Linked DNA regions of Homo sapiens: region 1 is linked to region 2. Evidence: chromatin loops called from intact Hi-C (ENCODE). Cell type or tissue: thyroid gland. All regions are shown on one strand. Links, peaks and the distances in the headings refer to the core of each region. The heading gives the core; the rest is flanking DNA. Region 1 overlaps WSCD2 (WSC domain containing 2). Region 2 overlaps LINC01498 (long intergenic non-protein coding RNA 1498).

Region 1 (5,379 bases), core at 108-5,107, 250 kb after region 2:
GCTGCTTACTTAGCTGTGTGCCATTGGGCAGGTGTCTTCACTTTGCTGAGCCTCAGTTTTTCTCATCTGTACATGAGGATTGTTGTATCTACCCTGCACAGTTGGGGTGAAAGTCTATGAGATGGCATTTACAACAGTGTCTGAGACATAACAAGTACTCAAACCATGCCACTTCCTGTTCCTTTCATCACTTGCCCATAATATGTGGAAGGTGGCTAGATCCCATGCACTGTTTGCTGTCAGTAGTCCATTAATATGCCTGCTCTTGGCATTTGCCATTCCATTATTGGCTGATAGTGACCATGACTCTGCCTTAGGGCCTGTGAGGGACAGGCTGGGCCTGCCAGGGTGTTAATTTCCCCAGGAGCCACCCTCAGCCAATGATGGATGAGAGTTGGAGGAAAAAAAAATACAGCAGCTTTCTGCTCCTCAGGTGGAACACGTCTGAGGTTTGTTCAATACCATCCTCCAGAGCTCTCCAGTGGGGTTAAGCTTCCATTGTCCTCACTAGAGACCTGCTTTGTCAGGGACCCTGTATTAGCTTTCTTCCCCATCTAACCTTTCTAGTCCCCTATGGGTGCATCTTGGCAACACCTTCCAGGTAGCCAAGGTTCACATCCCTGTATTGGGGGAACCCAACTTAAAACACCTTGGATCTTTGAGCACTTTCAGTTACAAGGAAAATCCTTCACAGATTTCAGGGCCACTGCTTTTCACAGCTCATAGTCTATGTGAATGGTACTCCCTGGAGTCATGAATGACAACAGCAGTAGCCCTGGATGGCATCTTCCTAATGATCAAACCTTTCTATATAATAGCAATGATGGCAGTAATAACAGCTGTTTACTCTATGTCATTAGTGCTAAGTATGTTGTGTGTATTATATCTCAGTTAATCCTCACAGCAACCTATGAGGTGAACAATATTATTATCCTATTTTGTAGGCAGAGACCCTGAAACTTAGCAAGATTCAATTACTTTTCCAGGTCACACAGCTGGTAGGGAGCAGAGCTGGGATTTGACCCCAATCTTGTTTGACATCACATCCTTGTTTCCCATCTCTACTATCCTGAAGAAGATCTGCTCAATTTTAACAAGTTGGGCTCCATAGACCCCCATTCCAGCTACCTGAATTTTCCAGAAATCCTCTCGGCCCCACAGTGGGAGTCCAAGGATTGCAAAAGCCCATGCCCCACATTCTGACAATGTCAGCTCTGCATTGCCAGGCTAGCTGGGATGGTACATGACCTCAGCAGCTTGGGCTTTTTACTAGCAAGAAGCAAGCAGAGCAACTGTTCATCAACTCCCTTTGCTGGGGGCAGATGAAGAACAGCCCGGAACCAGCTGCAAGTGTCTCTGAAGTCCTATCATCTCTTTGTTCTGGAGCTTCACAAAAATGAGGTAAATGTCACCAGGCATCAGCTTAGAGGCAGCCGTGGAAGAGTTCTCCTTGGTTTGAAAGAAGCCACCAACCCCTGGGTAATTAGGCCAAGCTCCACTGCATTAAAGATGCTGGTGAGGAGGAAAGGCAGTGAGCTGGAAGCTGTTAATGGCTACCTAGCTACCTATAATCAGAGAGAGATTGAATTACACAAAGAGCCTAACTGTCCAAAGAGAATTCAAGCCAGCTATTTTTAGACATTACCAAAGGCTCCTGTGGGCTGTTGGAAATTCAAATCACTTGAATTGGGTGCTTCTCGGAGTGAATTGGGGAGTTTCCATTAGGAAAAAGCTACTCTGTAACAGGCACTGTGCTAGGTGCTTTCTAGTCTTTACCTCACTCGGTGGCCCCAGAAATTGTGAAAGATTGGGATTGTCTTCATTTTATAGACGAAGCACCAGACGCCTAGAAAGAACGAGTGGCTTGGCCAAAGTCAATACAGCCATCAGGTGAGAGAGTTGGGATAGAAACATTATGCCTGATTCCAAAACCTGCATTGCTCCCAATATTTTCCTGTCCAATGGCCTAGATTTTGCTTAGGGGAGAAGAGCAAACCAATTCTCTCCCATCATGATGCAGAAGAAGAAATATTTTCTATCATTCCCTTGGCCCTACAGAGAAGAGCTCATGGGGTCCCATATGAATTATGAAATTCAGGGCTCCCAGACCTACAGCAAAGGGAAGTAGAAGAAGCCTCCAGGTCTAGCAAAGAAGGAACTAGACATGGTCCATTCCAGCAAATGTGACTGTCCCCTAATCATCTGAGGGTTCCCCTCAGTAAAAGTAGTTGGAATGGAGTATCAGTGAACATAAAGCAAAGCACTGCACAAAATTCTCCTAACTTTGGGAGACAAAAAATTGCCGGAATTAACAACAGTACACAAAAACCACCATGTAAAAAATTGTGAACCATAAACAAGGTATCTATTTTTTCAGTGATAGTGTAAGCTTCATAATGTCTTCACTAAACTAGGAAGGAAAAAACAAAAGGAAAAAAGTACACATCCCTGGGAGAGGCTGATTTGCCATCATTGGGGTTTTAGGCAGTGCAGTGGTCAGCACCATGGACAGCCACCCTTGGGACTCAGGAGCCCCGTTCTGATGAACTTTGCAACCCAAATCTTGCAAGAATCTTTCAGGCAAATGAAATTTCTTGCAACATCGCGTAAAGCCATAATGTTCTCAAATCACCAGCAGGTCTCTATCCCTGGGAGGAGAGCTACACTTGCCGACACATTTAGCAAACTGCTGTGAAAAATGTAATCTGACCAAGAAAGAAGTCCATTTCTCAGTTCTTTTGTAACAAGGGCAAAGAGTCCACGTGCCCGAGAGTCTGTGTCAAGGCAGAATAGCAGGGTGCCTGCAGACATTTGCTTTGCTAACCTTTTAATGCTCTCACTATTATGGGAACATTCCATCACCTCACCTCAGAAACACGTAGGCTGGCATCCTGTGCGAGGCAGATGCCCCACCAGAATGGTCCTTGGGAGATAAAAACCTTCCTTTAGATCTCTCCAATCATTAAAGGTTCTGTGCCACTGCTTAGGAAAACACAATTAGGACACAGTGTTAATACCAACTAATGACTCTACAAATGAAATCTGGTTTCTGCCATAGCTGTTTGCTGGAGTGTTCGCTCATTTCTCTTGCCTGATGTAATACATGCCAGAGTTGTGTGCCAGTGACTTGGAAGGCATCCCTTTCTGACTTCTTTGTGTACAAAGCAAATCCTAGGCATAATCCTAGGAAATCGAAGGCACCACTGAGTCAGAGCAAAGACATTGCAGATTTCACATTGCCTAGAGTCTGGAAACAAGGTGGAAGGAGGGATCAGGGTCAGGGAAGGAAGGAGATGAGCTGGAGCCAAGGAGCTCCCCTAAAAGAGAGATGGTGTTCTGAACCAAATTCCAGGGTCAGGGTGTCTACAACACTGTAGCAAGTGGGTATACTAACTGGGATTCATGGACCTGGGTTCAAGCCCATGGTCAGTCCCTAAGAGGCACAGTAGCCTTGGAAAAACCATGCCTGCCAGTCATTTCCTGCAATAGGCACCAGGCTTTTGTGCACTCTTTTATTTGCCTAATTCCTCTCCCACTGCTTGGTGATTTGTCTTGAGTCTGGGTATCCTCCTCTTCTCTGCCAGGCAACAACCTTTCAAGGCTCTTGTCAAATGTCCCCTCCTTTATCGAGCTGCCCCCTTCTTTGTGGAGCCTCCCCCAGTGCTGTTCAATTTAGCCATTTCTATTCTCTGAGCCACAGTTTCTACAAATATAAAATGCAGACATCAGTGAGAAAGGTGCTTCCAACATAGCATTCAACACATGACCTTTGCTGACTCTGGACTTTTGATCATGAATTAGAACACATGGCTGTCCCTTTCACCTGGAATCCTCTCAGAATGAGATTCAGCTCAAAAGTTGCTCCCTTGGCTCTTGAAGACAGAGCCCCCGCAGCCCTCTGGGTCTGTGGTTCAACCAATCCTACTTGTATTGGGTCTGCACAAAATTATCCTTTTAACTCATGGTTGAACCAATTTCATTAGTATCAGGTCTGTTGCCCCATGAGATGGAAAGCTCCTTGAGGTCAGGCATTGTGCTTTACTGACCACTGAGCCTCTCCATACCTCATCCACAGAGGAGCTCATCAAGTGTTTTGGTTCAATGAATGGTCCCTGCACTCTCTTTGTATACCATGTTGCCAACTGGATTTGAAACATTGTCAACCATCTCTCTCCTTGTCCAAGCTGCCTCCCTTCTAAGTCTCAGCCTTAGTAGCCTCAAGGCTAATAAGGCTTAGATTTTCTTTTAGGGTCTCCAGCTGAAGGTGCTCAAGCTTCAAACCTTACATGGCGATGATTCGGAACAACGGTGATGGACTTTAGAGAATCCAGGACTCCACTCTCAGTAGAAATAAGTGTGTTTCTTCCTCTTGGACATAATACAAAAATGCTATTCTCAGATGGTACAAAGCACCACCCAAATAATTGTGCCACACAGAAGGGGGCAGGTGAGGGGTGCAGCATTGTTCCTGCCAGCAGCCCCCCAGCTCACCCATGGCCAATGAAAGTGTTATTATATAATACAAGGTGATCACAGCAGTGTGTGTGTGTGTCTGAATGTGTGTGTGTGTGTGTGTGTGAGAGAGAGAGAGAGAGAGAGAGAAATGGGGGTGGAGAGACAGCGGAAGAGAGAGGGAGGAAGGTGGGGGAGAGAAAGAGGAAGAGAGAGGTGGGGAGAAGGAGAGAGGGGAGAGAGGAGAGAAAGAGATATTGAGAGAGAGTGTGTCCAGGTTATTCAGCCAACCTGAACATTAACCAAAAGGAGGTCTGGCTAGTGTCTGGCTAATGACATACACAGTCCAATTCTTGTTATCTGTCTCAGCTTCATCCACTAGGATGTGTTACTGGCAGCAGCTTTCCCTATAAATATCCCTGACTTTCAGGTCATCTCTTCAGATGGTCCAAATGTTGCTATCAAAATAACATAACATAAATATTGACATAAAGGCGATCAGTTGTAAAGGTGACAAATCTGCCACTAAGTTAAAAACTCATAATATTAGCAGCCAAACCACAAAGCCACTCTATGGACATTCTCTGGCCTGGATTTCACATGCTACCTCTGTCCTCTGCCCTCTGCCCTCCTAGGGCTTCATACCTGAACTGATGTGACTATGGGGAGGTGGAAGTTGCAGTTAATTTGGAAAAACCAGCCAGTTTGCAAATTGACCGCATGCTTGACCCTATTGCACAGCAAAGCTTGAATGGAGCTTCAAAAATATGGGATTTGAGGCTGGGTGTGGTGGCTTATGCCTGTAATTCCAGCACTTTGGGAGCCTGAGGTGGGTGGATCACGAGGTCAGGAGTTTGAGACCAGCCTGGCCAACACAGTGAAACCCTGTCTCTACTAAAAATACAAAAAAAAAAAAAAAATTAGCCA
Region 2 (5,379 bases), core at 242-5,241:
AGAATTAAAAGCTACCCTCTTGGAGAGTGAATAATGATCTCAGGAGGGTCCTGGAAATTGAAAAGCATTGGTTTTTTATTTATCCATCCACGTAGTATGGGGCTCTGAGGGAGAAAATATGGGGGTGGCGGGGGAGTTTCTGTAAGGGCTTTTCATGGGGAGAAGCGTATGCAGTAATGATGTTGGCAATAGCAATGATAACACCTCGCAGGGTCTCCACATTTTAAAATCTGTGGCAGCCACTTTAGACCCTCAATATAGCCTGTGGATTTGATGCGGGAAGAAACTGGGACTTCAAGTGAAGAAGTGATATATGTGCCCGTTTCATGCTGTCTTTTTAGTGCCTGGAGCATCTCACTGCCTGACTGGGACTTCCCCAGCAGTACCTAAGCAGTGACTCTCCTCCTCATCAAAAGGTACTGGTGCTCTGTCCCATTCCTCCCCATCCCTGATAACAATGGCACCCCGAGAAGCCTGTCTTAGCTAGACAGCAATAGTGAATTGAAGGTTTACTCTCTCAGGCCAAGTTTACTGGTGACTCCAATGGCTAAAGAGCTGACACTTTGTCTGATTAGAGTTTGGTTATGGGTGCTTTCCCCCATTCTGCTTACACAAAGGGCTCCTTTTTTTCATTGACGTTGGGGCACTAGTTTTATGCTCTGTATATCCTCAGGACAATCCTAGGAGGCAGGTACTATTATTATCCACATTTTACAGTTGAAGATATGACTCAGAGAGGCCATGTAACTTGTCAGAGTTCACACTGCTAGGAATGCGAGAGCTGTGATTGGAACCCAAGTCACCTGACACTTCGGTAGACATGAGTATCAAGTCCAACAAGAGCCAGAATAAGTCCCCCAAGGTACTCAGCTTGCTTGAAGTCCAAGGACACTTCTGAGACTTAGTTAGGGTTAATTTCAAAGTTGTCTCCTTAATTGGGAGGGTTTGGATTGTAGAAAGGCTCATGGGGAGAAGGGCTTTGGGTTGGGTTCATCTAGGAACCGTTGCCCAGCACAGGGTGAAATGCAGCTGGCTGGGCAATAAATATAGAAGCTTCACAGTCGCAGAAAAAAATCCCTCAGTTTCATGCTTTTCCATTCTGGGAGGGCCTGGTAGCATCTTTAGACGTATCTCCTCATATACTAGAGGGCTGGGTGGCAATGTCAGTCTGCAAATTTATGTTTCAGAGACCCAGAGGTGTGATCTGGGTAAATAATTAGGGTCATGCTATCATAAGAGGTTAGGATTATCGAGTCTCAGAGCTAAGTGGGATCTTAGAAATAGCCAAGTCAAATGTATGCCAAGGTTTTATTGTGTATACCACCAGGGATACATAAGATGATTTAGTTGTTGTATTAGTTAGGATAAGCTTATGAATGCAGTAACAAGCAAACCCAGAAGTCTCTGTGATTTTAGACAATCAAGCTTTGTTTCTCTTACATAAATTCTGTTGGGAGTCAGTCAACCCTCTATGGTGGTGGTCCCTCATGCAATTACTTAGGGACTCAGGCTACTTTGATTTTTGTGATGCTGCCACCCCACATGTAGCTTCTAGGTCATGAAGGCACAGAAGAGAGCTGGTAGGCTGCACATGTTGCCCAAAACATGACGACAGATGCAGAGGTTAAAAATCTTTGCTCTATGATTGGCTTGTTTAGCATTAATTTTTGATTGGGTTGTAAAATATAAACATTTGTGAGATTTAGAAGATTAAGATCATTTTGATAGTATTATTTACAGACTTTAAATATGTGGCTATCACATGTCTGTGCAGGGGAATAAGTACTACATAAATAGCTTAAATAGTTTGCATCAGCGAAAAAAAATCTTTGCTCTAAATAAGAACTGACTTGGCTGGGTGCAGTGGGTGGTGGCTCATGCCTGTAATCCTAGTGCTTCGGGAGGCCAAGGCAAGTGCATCACTTGAGGTCAGGAGTTCGAGACCAGCCTGGCCAACATGGTGAAACCCCAACTCTACTAAAAGTACAAAAATTAGCCAGGTGTGGTGGCACATGCCTGTAATTCCAGCTACTTAGGAGGTGGAGGCAGGAGAATCGCTTGAACCTGGGAGGCAGAGGTTGCAGTGAGCTGAGATTGCACCACTGCACTCCAGCCTGGGCAACAGAGTAAGACTCCATCTAAAAAAAAAAAAACCCAAAAAACAAAAGGAATTGACTTGCAAGAAGGAAAGAGGAGGGAATTTACCAGCTAGGGGCTTGAAACCACCCACCTCATTTGGTAGTATATCATAATTACAGACTTTTACTTCCCCTGAGTAGAATCGAAGACCACCTCCAAGATTTGATTTTTTGTCAGCAGGGGAGAAGGTGCCTCAACATTCAGAGGCAGGGAAGATGAGGCATCACTCTGTCCAGTAGAGGGGAGGGAAGCGGATCTTGTAGTAAACTCCCAAAAGGCGACTTGAAAGAGAAACTGATCTCATCCATCTGAAAGATGTAGCCAAAGGCAGAAACACAAATGCATATACAAAGACACACAGATACACTGAGGCAGACACACAAAGACATTCCAATGTGTGCACACACACACATCCAAGCACACACAGGCTCACTCACAAAGATACAGCAACACTCGCTTCCTCTGTGTGTGTGATTCATCTTCCCAAGCTAGGAGGAGATGCTGAAAGGACCTGTGGTCCCATGGGGACCATGAACGAGGCCTGTAGTGTATAAATCTGGGGTCAGCAGCAGAATGGGCTCAACCATCCCCATTTCTTTCTCTCTGGTGCCCTATAAACATCTCCTGGTTCCTGCCCCACCTCCCGGCAGCAATCCTTACTGCCATCTCTCCCAGCTTGTTAGATTTAGGTGCTGGAGTGATTTGTTTCTTTTCTCCAAATCAGCCCTAGAAGCTGCCTAACAGGGGCAAATTCACCATTCAGGGAGCCTGCAGAATCATATTGCTTTCTCCTTCACTGAGAGGGAAAATGGGATTTTTAGGGAAACAGCCATGGTTGGTTTGACTTGATCCCTTTGGCCTCGCAAAGCAAGAGAAAGGGATTTCTGACACAGGGTAGGACTGACCCCATTCCTCAGTTCAGTGTGGACTTCTGAGCCTCTGCTGTGGCTACCCTTGCACCCGGGGCCTTGGGTCCTGGGGTCAAGAAAATTAAGGCAGAAACCAGTTGGTAGACTTCTTGGAGACTTCACTCATCCTATGGCATCCTTGGTGCCAGGAGGTCTCCAGTGTCATGGTCAAGAGCATCAGCTCTGCACTCAGCCTGTCTGGGTCTAAATCTCAGCTCAGCTGGTAAGAGGCTCTATGACCTTGAGCTCATTACAGAATTTCTCTGAGCCTCAGTTTCCCCATCTTTCAAATGGGGATGATAATGGTAGTTCCCTCATGGAACTATCATGGATACATGGCATGTAAAATATTTTAGTACACGGTCACATCCTGGGAGACAGAGTTCCAGAAGTCGTGGCTGCAAGAGTCAGGTAAGAGATACAAACCTGACTCAAAGAGGAACTTCCGTGAAGATGTCACAGCTGCAAAGAGAAAATGACTGCCAGGTCCCCACTCACCTTGTTAGAGGCCCTGGCTGTTCTGAATATGCCATAGCCAGACTCAATGGGGGCCCACGCTGAGCTACAAACAACACTGGCTGTGGTGTGTTGATGGAGGGGTGAGACTGGCCTCAGGGCCTGCTGACTGTTCCTTGGGTGTCTGGGGCCCGGGCATGGATGTTACCTTAAGGAGCACACACCGGTCTCCCTTCTTCCACACCACCCCATCCTCCCTGCCTTTCTTCTCAGAGACTCATTGAGCACCTACTTTATTCCATGTGCTTGAACAAAGTAAACCTGGCCTCTGCCCTGATGGTGTGTGCCTCATAGTCTGGGAAGATAGACAATCAACAAATAAGCAGAAAGGTGAGCAAGATGATTCCTGATGGTGGTAAGGCCTCTCCAAAGAAGCGACATCTGAGTTGAGAGGAAAGGAGAAGGAGCTGGCTGTGCAGACACCTGGAGCCCATTTCCACAGTGAGTGGGAATGGCAATTGCAAAGGCTGTGGAAAGCAGGAGAGAGCTGGGAGTTTTGGTGTTTTTGTTGTTGCTGTTTTGGGACAGGGTCTCACTCTGTCACCCAAACTGGAGTGCAGTGGCACAGTCAGCTCACTGGAACCTCGAACTCCTGAGCTCAGGTGATCCTCCCACCTCAGCCTTCTGAGTAGCTGGGCCACAGATGCATGCCACCACACCTGGCTCATTAAAAAAATTTTTTTTAGAGATGGGATGGGGTCTTGTTATGTTGCTCAGGCTGCTCTTGAACTCCTGGCCTCAAGCGATTCTCCCGCCTTGGCCTCACAAAGTGCTGGGATCATAGCTGTGTCCAGCCCAGAGTCTTAAGTTTCACAGGGACAGAAAGAGGAACAGGGTAAGTGAAGGAGAGGGGTTGCTGCAGGAGATGAGTTTGGAAGCGTGAAGAGATCGTGTCCTGCCTCATCGACCAGGGTGAGAAATGGAGGTTTTATTTTAAGTGCAGCCAGAAGTCATTTGCTAGAGGCTCCAAGCTGGGGAGAAAGACACGATCCAGTTTATATTTTAAGAGGAAGGCTCCAGCTGCTACATGCAAAGACCTGTGGAGGGGCAAGATGGGAGCTGGGAAGGCAGAGAGGAGGTGGCTGCAGGAACCCTGGTGCCTTGGACAGAGGTGACCGGAGTAGAAAGGAAAAAATGAATTCTCAATACAGTTTGAAGGAAGAGCCAACAGGACTTGCTGACAGATTGAATTGGACTGGGTTAAGGGTGACAGATTTGAACTTGTCTGTTTCAATTTAGGCCTGATTCTATTTTCATATTAACCTTCTTGTGATGATTAATAGGATTGCTCCTTGGGATTCTGGAGGGCAGGTGGAACGAACTGCAATGGAGACTCACTCCTTCCTCAACTCACAATAAAGGGATGTCAGAGAGCTGGGTTGTAGCCCTGTCTCTGCTACCAACTTGATGAGTGGTGTCGGCTAAATCACACCCCCCCTCCGCGCCCCATCCTGGCTCCAGTGTCCTCACTGTGAAATGTGCATGGTCTTGGTGTCTTCGCAGAGGGAAGGGCTGAGGAGGGCTGGACTTGATGTACCATAAATGTTCAGAGAGTAGAAAGCAGTGACAAAGAAGTGCATGTGGTAGGGTTGTATTGGGAAGGGTCTCTTTGCCGCCTAATAATTCCCCTCCCCTCTCTCTCCTCCTTTCCCCTCCCCTCCCTTCCTCTGTCTTTCCCTTCCCTTCCTCTCCTCCCCTCCCCTCCCCTCCCCTTTCCTACCCTCCCCTTCCTTCCCCTCCTCTGCTCTCTCCCTGCCTTTCTTCCCCCACCTTGGTTCTGAGGACCCTTCTCTCCTGTGCCAGATGGTGCCGACAC

Evidence for each region. Peaks named below come from ENCODE experiments on the same cell type or tissue, not always from the same donor. Only the 100,000 strongest peaks of a DNase experiment are listed, where the experiment ranks them.
Region 1: a loop joins it to region 2, with 2.3 times the contacts of the local background. A loop is called at or near these places in 4 of 110 quality-filtered maps.

What each region holds. Positions count from the first base shown.
Region 1 is chr12:108,211,814-108,217,192 of GRCh38, reverse strand. All of the region lies in intron 4 of WSCD2 (WSC domain containing 2), which reads right to left. The region is part of intron 2 of LOC124903077 (a long non-coding RNA gene); the gene reads left to right. Among named protein-coding and RNA genes, the nearest start is that of WSCD2, 85 kb to the right of the region's middle. In thyroid gland, for the core only: no CTCF peak of the experiment used is centred there; no DNase peak of the experiment used is centred there.
Region 2 is chr12:108,462,887-108,468,265 of GRCh38, reverse strand. All of the region lies in intron 2 of LINC01498 (long intergenic non-protein coding RNA 1498), which reads left to right. Among named protein-coding and RNA genes, the nearest start is that of LINC01498, 8.1 kb to the left of the region's middle. In thyroid gland, for the core only: no CTCF peak of the experiment used is centred there; no DNase peak of the experiment used is centred there.